2 separate regions of the Homo sapiens genome follow, and region 1 is linked to region 2. The links are chromatin loops, found by intact Hi-C in ENCODE. Cell type or tissue: ovary. All regions are shown on one strand. Each heading gives the region's core, and the rest is flanking DNA. Links, peaks and the distances in the headings are about the cores only.

The links. Peaks named below come from ENCODE experiments on the same cell type or tissue, not always from the same donor. Only the 100,000 strongest peaks of a DNase experiment are listed, where the experiment ranks them.
Region 1: it touches region 2 in a loop (6-fold over the local background); 15 of 110 quality-filtered maps call a loop at or near these places.

What each region holds. Positions count from the first base shown.
Region 1 is chr6:151,439,378-151,443,779 of GRCh38, reverse strand. The region is part of intron 2 of RMND1 (required for meiotic nuclear division 1 homolog); the gene reads left to right. Among named protein-coding and RNA genes, the nearest start is that of RMND1, 11 kb to the left of the region's middle. In ovary, for the core only: a CTCF peak has its summit at 2,625 (motif pointing left); no DNase peak of the experiment used is centred there; H3K27ac peaks cover 1,290 bases.
Region 2 is chr6:152,266,395-152,270,796 of GRCh38, reverse strand. It overlaps SYNE1 (spectrin repeat containing nuclear envelope protein 1), which reads left to right. Exons shown (of 146, transcript NM_182961.4): 99 at 1,511-1,642; 100 at 2,632-2,741. Among named protein-coding and RNA genes, the nearest start is that of SYNE1-AS1, 110 kb to the left of the region's middle. In ovary, for the core only: CTCF peaks have their summits at 2,151 and 2,364 (motif pointing right); no DNase peak of the experiment used is centred there; H3K4me3 peaks cover 519 bases; H3K27ac peaks cover 1,622 bases.

The DNA of each region.
Region 1 (4,402 bases), core at 203-4,202, 830 kb after region 2:
GAGAAATAACTTTTTCCAGCACTGAAATTAAGGAGTTAGTTATTTCATGGATTCTGTTATAGGAGACATTATGTAACATGATAGACAATGACTTCAGTTGGAGTTTGGCAAGAGCAAGTCGCATGCTGTCTTTCTGAAAGCACAGGGAAATAATAGAAAATCAGATGTTTCTGGCTGGGCGGTGGCTCACAGCTGTAATCCCAACACTTTGGGAGGCCCAGGCAGGCGATTACTTGAGGTCAGGAGTTCGAGACCAGCCTAGCCAATATGGTGAAACCCTGTCTCTACAAATATACAAAAATTAGCCAGGCGTAGTGGTGCACACCTGTAATCCCAGCGGCTCGGGAGGCTGAGGCAGGAGAATCTCTTGAACTCGGGAGGTGGAGGTTGCAGTGAGCTGAGATCATGCCACTGCACTCCAGCCTGGGTGACAGAGTGAGACTCTGTCTCAAAAAAAGAGAAGAAAATCATGTTTCTAAAGTGGTCTGAGATAATGTAATTTTGGAACATCATTTTTTGAAGATTTTACTTTTCATAGAGAAAGCAGTCTTGGCATGACTAGGTAATATGTCCCCAGGACCAAAGACTGACTTTCCTCTGCCCGAAATTGAGGGCCACTCCATTTTTATACGGCCATCATAGTGGTAAACCCTTTATACCACTTTATACCATCAAAATGGTAAACCCTTTATACCATTCTTGACTGAGACAAGGAAAAGACTCTGCTTTGTGTCAGAAAGCATGTGGACTTTATTTTGTTCCCATAGTTGCACCCAGCTCATCTTTTCAGCTCTGCAGAACAGCGTGCATCTGGAGTTGGCTGAATGAGGTTTCAGTCACCCTGTCTGTTGGAATTAAATCTTTACCTGGTCTCATTTTCAGAGATCATAATCTGAGATACTCAACCCACATCCCTTTGGCTTACAATTCCTAAAAGCAATAGTGGATCCAGTGGCTTATGCCTATAATTTCAGTGCTTTGGGAGGCTGACACAGAAAGACCACTTGAGGCCAGGAGTTGAAGACCAGCCTGGCAACATAGCAAGACTCCCATTTCTAAAAGACTTGGAAAAAAAAAAAAAAAAAAGCCGGGCTTGCTGGTGCGCAGCTGTAGTCCTAGCTACTCAAGAGGCTGAGGTGGGAGGATCGCTTGAGCTCCAGGGTTCCAGGCTGCAGTGAGTCGTGACTGCACCTCGCTCCGTCCAGCCTGGGCGACAGAGTGAGGCCCTGTCACTAAACAAACAAGAAAACAATAATAGCAGTGCTTCTTGTTAATGTCCAGTCTTTGAAGAGAACAGCAGAGGATGGGAACGGCAGGTCTGAGTGGCATGGAGCCCGACACCAGGGAGAATGTTTTCAGGCTAATAGCACTGTGTTACAGAATCACTGGTGGACTGTTAACCATTTTTTTGAAAAATGAAATAGAATAGAAAATAACAGAATACATTGCTCATGATAAACGTAAATACTGGTTTGTGAAGCTTTTGTGGCAATTGGTGTGTAAGCATATATGTGTATATGTACTATGTTTAATGATTTATAGGTTGTAGTCAGAAAAACTTACAGGATAAAGCGTGATCTTGGTAACGTAAAATGTATCTGTGTTTTTATAGCTTTAATCTCCAATCAGTATGTTACAGGAGAAAAGGCATTTTTCCTTAGTATGATCTATCTACTCACAGTACTTCTGACATCAAATATATGGGGACCTCTTCCTCCTCCTACCAGCCAGTTCTCCAATTCTCCAGACACTAACAAGGTGTCCTGCAATTCAGTTCAATTCCAGCACTAGCCAGAGTTAGTGCAGACGCCAGTTAGTTAAGCTCAGCCCCACAAGACTGCCCTCCCAGTTGACACCTGTGCTTCTGACCAACCAGCTCTATGACAACCATCCCCTCTTCAGGTTTGATTATTTGCTAGAATGGCCCACAGAACTCAGGGAATCATTTTATTTATGTTTACTGGGTTTTTTATATAAAGTATGCAAATGAACAACCAGATGTAGAGGTGCACAGAGTGAAGTCAAGAAGGGCCTGGAACTTAGGAGCTTCTGTTCCTCATAGAACTGGGCTGTGCCACCCTCCTGGCACATGGATGCATTGATCAACCCAGGAGTTCTCCAGACCCCATCATCTGGGTGTTTTTAATGGAGGTTTCATTGTGTAAGCCATGATTAATGATTAACTCAATCTCCAGCCCCTCTCCGTCCACCAGAAGTTAAGGGTGAGGCTGAAAGTTCTAAGCTTCTAATCAAAGTTTGGTCTTTCTGGTAACCACCCCCCATCCTGAAGCTGTCCAGGACCCACTGAGAGTCACCTCATTAAAACAAAAGATGTTCCCATCACTCGTGAAATTCCAAGGGATTTTTAGAAGCTCTGTGTTAGTAACTGAAGGCAAAGAGCAAATACTACAACCAAAAATGCCCCTGTCACTTAGAAAATTACAGGGGTTTTTAGGAGTCTGTACTGGGAACCAAGGACAAAGACCAAATGTAAATGTATTATATCACTATAGAAGCAACATTGCTGTAACACACTAATTTTCTTCAGTAATACAGTGTAAATGAAAGTATAATTTTTAAAAAAATGTTCTGATCAGAGCATGCGATGCTCCTAAAACAAGAATCATATGTAGATTTCTAGCCCCATCTGCTGGAACATGTCTTCTTTGGCCAGAAAAACAAAACATACTAAAATACAGTGGTTTGGGGTTTTTGCTTTTTGGGTTTTTTAAAACATTTTGAAGTAGAAAAGCCCTGAATATCATAACTATTATCGGTTGGTTTGACACATCTATTTAACAGGAAGGTGTAGATCCCCATCCTGAAACCCAAAATATGCTTTACATATATATGTAGCTAATGCTTAATAAGGATTCACTGTAAAAATCCAGAAAAGGATGTATAAAAATGAAAGCTGCTCAGAAAACAACAGCATCTTTAATAAAGAAAAAAAAGCAGACAAGACATTCCATGATTCTCTTTCCTTTTACCAAATAGGCTAAAATAAAAAAAGCAAAGAAAACAAAACCAAAACAAAGTGTCTAAAACGTCAAGTTCATCTATTAATAGAAGAAACCCACAACTAAGACTCAGAGCTAAGAAGTTTAAGGAGAATACAGAAAGTAGTGTAGCAAACCATATAAGCTGAGTGACATTGGATAGAACTTTGAGCCAAACTAAATGGGAGATCCCAAGAGAAGGAAAGGGGACAGTTGACAGTCTGGAAAACCTACAACAAAGATCCTTAGGATGGCCAAGTGAAAACAGATTGTGTTTAAAGATTTATTCATAATTTATTTGGAGCTTAGAATATATTTTCTCATAAAAATAGTGATTGACTTGTCCTGTCCTTGAGAGTTGAAAATAGTACACATTCTCAATTTGCCGTTAGTGTCGGAATATTCACATAATTTGGGATACCAGATTGCCCAAAACTCAGTTCTGAATATATTGAGCCTTTTATTTTTATCTCCAAGTGGCGGTTTTTAAAACTGACCTTTTACCTTGATTTAAAATAATAGTGCCTGGCTGGGCATGGTGGCTCACGCCTGTAATCCCAGCACTTGAGGCCGAGGTGGGCAGATTACCAGAGGTCAGGAGTTTGAGACCAGCCTGGCCAACATGAAGAAACACCGTCTCTACTAAAAATACAAAAATTAGCCAGGTGTGGTGGTGCATGCCTGTAATCCTAGCTACTCGGGAGGTTGAGGCGGGATAATCACTTGAATCCAGGGGGTAGAGGTTGCAGTGAGCTGAGATCGCACCACTGCCCTCACGCCTGGGCGACAGAGGAAGACTCCGTCTCAAAAAATAATAAATAGGCCGGGTGCGGTCACTGATGCCTGTAATCCCAGCACTGTGGGAGGCCGAGGCGGGAGGATCAGATGAGGTCGGGAGTTTGAGGCCAGCCTGACCAACATGGAGAAACCCCGTCTCTACTAAAAATACAAAAATTAGCTGGGCGTGGTGGCGCATGCCTGTGATCCCAGCAACTCGAGAGGCTGCGGCAGGAGAATCGCTTGAACCGGGGAGGCAGAGGTTGTGATGAGCCAAGATTGCACCATTGCACTCCAGCCTGGGCAACAAGAGTGAAACTGTCTCAAAAATATAATAATAATAAAGTAAAAAACAGAATAAAATAATAATGCCTGCCACCGCCATTAACAGACCTTGTACTCTAATGCCAAGCTGTATATGGGACAGTTGCCAGCATGTCTTCACTGGCACTATAAAATATAGCCAAGAAGATAGGCTCTGAGAGTAAGAAGTCTGTGTTGGTTAGGAGTAATTTTGTCCTGGCTCTCTGGTATAAAGCTCTCAAATGTAAATCCGGGTGGGATAATGGACTCAGCTCTGTCTGCAACATGCCACTGTGCAGAGAAGCACTCTCATGCATAAGCTT
Region 2 (4,402 bases), core at 119-4,118:
AACTTTCTATCCCATTATCAGTCTCTGTAGGCCTTATCTTCAGCTCAGTTATCTGTTTGTTTATAGTCTAACTCCCCACCAGGGCCCTCATCTGGCTTCCAAAACACTCCCAGCTTCTAGAACAGTGTCTAGTGAGTGCTTATTAAGTAGTGAATGAGTTATATTGAAATTATAATTTATCCTTTGACAGATGAATCTATGTGAGTAGAAAAGCTCTCATTCAGAACTAATCCCATTTGATGTGCAACATTTTAGGGCCTTTCAAATTCCATTAGAATAATCAGGCAGGAAGGATCAACTCTTGCCTAGGTGCTGAGTCATTACTTTGGTCTTTCTCCTTTAGTCAGACTTTCTCCAAGCCAGCTTAGCAATGGGCCAGTTTCTGGTGATGGTGATGGAGGGAGTGAAGGGTACTTTTTCAGAGATCTCACCTTTAATAATCACACCACTGACCTCTCAAGGCTCAATTAAGCTTTGAATTTGTAAAATGGTAACCACACGTGCCCACAGTAAATGACTTTTTTTAATGTGCTAATTGATGGTTCTGAAAGAAAGACTCTTAAAGAGTTTTCATCTTTGAGTACAGTCTATTAATTATGTAGGTCAGTCTATAAATATTATTATATAAACAGCAGACTCTCAAAGATAGAGAATTCTAGGAATAATTTAAATCTATCGCCCTAGTAGGGTAGACACAGAAGGTTTACACAGACCAGTATCAGGGATGAGGCTTCCTGCCTAGTTCAGTGTCTTGGGACTTGAGTTACTGTGGTGGAGGTGAGGCTCTGTGACATAGAGGTCAAGACCTGGTCTGTGAAAGGTGGAACAGAGGATGTCCAGCCGGCCTGGGAAACCCTTGTTTAGACTCCTTGCCTCTATGCTGCAGTACATTTTCTCCCATATGAACTGAGAATCAAATTTAAGTTCTTACTGAATTCCAGAGAGTATGATGCCTTACAGAACAGTGAACTTTTTGCTTCTCAAAGACATTAAAATGTCTTTGATTAATAATCTTTTAGAAAAATTTTTAGGAAGATTATTCTAAAAATCTTTCATTGTCTGGACCTGGATTAGAGAAAGTGACATAAGGCAGGGTAATGCTTTCACGGGAGAGACACAATTATTGTGGGTAATGATCATTTGAGAAACAGTTTACCTTTGTGTGACTTAAAAAACAAACTCATCAAAGGATCTTGAGTTATGTTTTTGTGGAAAAAAAATCTGGAATATCTGATGACCACATTGGTCAGCTAAAAGACTAACCTCTAAATATATGGGTTTTCCCCTCAAACAGTTCTATGTGTGATTATCTGTATGTTGTTCTTGCTCCTGCAAATGCCATAACTTAGATGGGTTTTGTGTTACTGTTTTTTTTAAAAAATGTGGTTTCACATCCCAGTGGAGCCACTTTGGTATCATTACATAGATCACACCAAAGTAGCCTTCTCTCCCCTTTGGTTAAGGTTTTCCGGTGTGTAGCATGACTTGATTTCTGCCTCGTTAAAAGCAGGGAACAGCACAGGAGAAGGAGGAGAGCGATGTTGACCTAACAGCCACGCAGAGCCCCGGCGTCCAGGAATGGCTGGCCCAAGCTCGCACCACATGGACCCAGCAGCGGCAGAGCAGTCTCCAGCAACAAAAAGTAAAGTGTTTCCTACCTCTCTCTAGCTTGCAGATCTGCCCAGAGAAGAACCTGAGAGGCATATTTCAGAAGGACAGACAAGTTGCTTCTGTACTAAAGACAGAGTGTCTCTTTATCTTCTCTTTGAATGAAGCAAGATGTTGGTGTTTCAGTGTATTGACTCATGACCACTGGGATGATTGGTCATTTGAAAATCCAGTCTTTAAGAAAAGCTTGTGTTTAGGTTTACAAATAGTGTAACATGGCTCTCATCTTCTTTACCAGAGATACCTATTCTGTTTTCAGATTTGCCCTCTGAATCTATTTAATTTTAATATAAATCTCAGGAAAGCCTTTTGAGGTTTGGTGAAAGTGTAAGTTGCATGTTTGTTATTTTTTTTAATGAATGCAGTTTGTATTTTTACTTTCAAGTAGATGTCGTTACAAAATAGGATTGCTAATTGTTGCCTAGTGAAACAAATGAACTTTGATGAATAAGAATGATTTCTCATTGGTACCTTAACTGTATGTAAAAAGCATATTCAAATATTTTATTTTCTCAAATAACAAGAGGATTTATTATAAATAATGAAGAATTAAAGCCAAATCTATTGATAACCTAATTTATCAATTAAGTGGAGAACTTAAAAAGCCACTTTTCCCAAGGATCTATCCTTTTAGCATGACAATATTGATTTTGAAAAATGAGAGTACATTTTGTACCACTTGAGGGCACTATTGCCCGGCAAAATTTTCTTTTCCCATTGGTGGTTTTTTTTTTTTTTTTAACCCCCAGATTTTTCAGAGGTATCCTGTATCAAAGCAAAAGAACACTACAGAGTACTTTGGAGACACATTTGAATATTTACATAAACCTCATGCTTTATGCAATATGCAAACTTAAAAGCTCACTACCGAAGTTCTCTGAGAATTTTATAGCTAGAACTATGATTGTAGGCAATAATCATAAAGTAGCAAATGTGTTTGCGTTTGTCCTTTCCCTTGAGCAGGAGTTAGAACAGGAATTAGCCGAGCAGAAGAGTCTCCTTCGCTCAGTAGCCAGTCGTGGAGAGGAGATTCTAATTCAACATTCGGCGGCAGAGACCTCTGGTGATGCTGGGTATGTTTCAAAATGCTTCCATTTTCTCTTCATTGTGTTTCCCTGACATTTGAAGAAAAGTAAACATCTCACTCAAAATTTTATTTTAAACATCTTCTGCAAAATTTAGTCATCTTATTTTTACTTTAGGGTAGTAAATGTACCTGCATTTTGAACATTCTGTTGCATTGCCTGAGCATAGCGCCTGTAGTAAGCTTACTTGTTTGCCCTCCTTCCAGCCTGCGCAGCCTATCTGTCCAAAGATGCTCATGAGTTCATCTTTTTAATCGAATAAGAAATGCATTATAAATGAGATGCATGATGTTTCTAACTGAATGATTGTATCTCACTGGAGAGCATTCTCTCTGTAAGAGCTTATCTTGCCCTAACAACATTCTAAAAAATAAATGCAGGGGCCCGTTAAATATTTTGAAATCTTGGTCTGGAGTGAAGACTTTCAAAGTCTTCTACACAGAAGAGTCAAGAAAAATTAAGGAAGTTGGAGAATTTTCAAGTTGAAGACTTTTATTTAAAAGGTCATAGAGGAATTGCAGCAGTGTGGAAGCACCACTATATTTTGAGGCAGGTCTGAGTTTTATTCTAGTTCCACGAAGGTCACTTTGGAAAAGTCACTCGACTGTGAGCCTCCTCTGTAGAATTTAGAATAATAATCCACTAAGGTCATCACAGAAGTTTTGTGATAATTATGAATGTCAACTGAGAGGATATACAGGAAAACTTTCTTTGAAATCTAAAACATAAAAAAAAAAGTTTTCATGCAACCTCTGTGTTTATGTATTACTAAAAGTTGTAATTTGGTAGTATCCTTTGGCAAATAACTTTGACTCCATTTCCCATTTCTGAATAGTCATTTTTTAGGGGAAGTAACATAAAGGAGGAAATATGTATTATGAAGGTGGTTTTGGAAATATTATTTGTAATACCAAATAATTAAAAAGACATAAATGCTCACTACTATAAAAAAGTTGAAGAAAATTTTATACATATATAATCTTAACCAAAAGTGATGTAACCGTATCAAAAAATAAATGTATGATGCTAAGTAAAAATGTGATATAAAGTTGAAAGTAGAGTATGTGTGTAGATAAGAACTAGAATAGACCGTCAATAATAAAAAAAACATTTTAGAGATGGACGACATAGGAATTAAACTTTTTTTTTGCAGTTTAATCAGTGCTGACATATGACGTCAATGCTGACTACGTACAGTCTGTTACATATACACACACATATATACATATATACGAATTCTGAGGGCAAGTGATAGGAGAATAAACAAACTAAAATGCAATTGCAGCAGATATATTGTGACAAAAAATGTAGGAAATAGGAAGGCATTCAAGAAAAGGAAAACAAAACAAAAATCTGTGAAAGTTTTGACATGGCTAATAAATATCAATGTAAAAGAATAGGAATGAATAGTATTATGGCATCTATAAGCAGGGACTGACTTTAAATAACCCTAAAACTGTAAAAATTGCCTTAAAAATATAAAGGAGTTTAAAAACTGTCTGTTGTGTATCATGCTTAAAGATGCTGATTAGACCATGAATATGTGTCTGTAATAAACCCGAAGTGAGACTGTTTCTTTCATGTTGATTGAGCCAAGACTTGCCTTCACGTTACATTCCAGGTCCTCTAAAATGTTTACTTATCTTGCA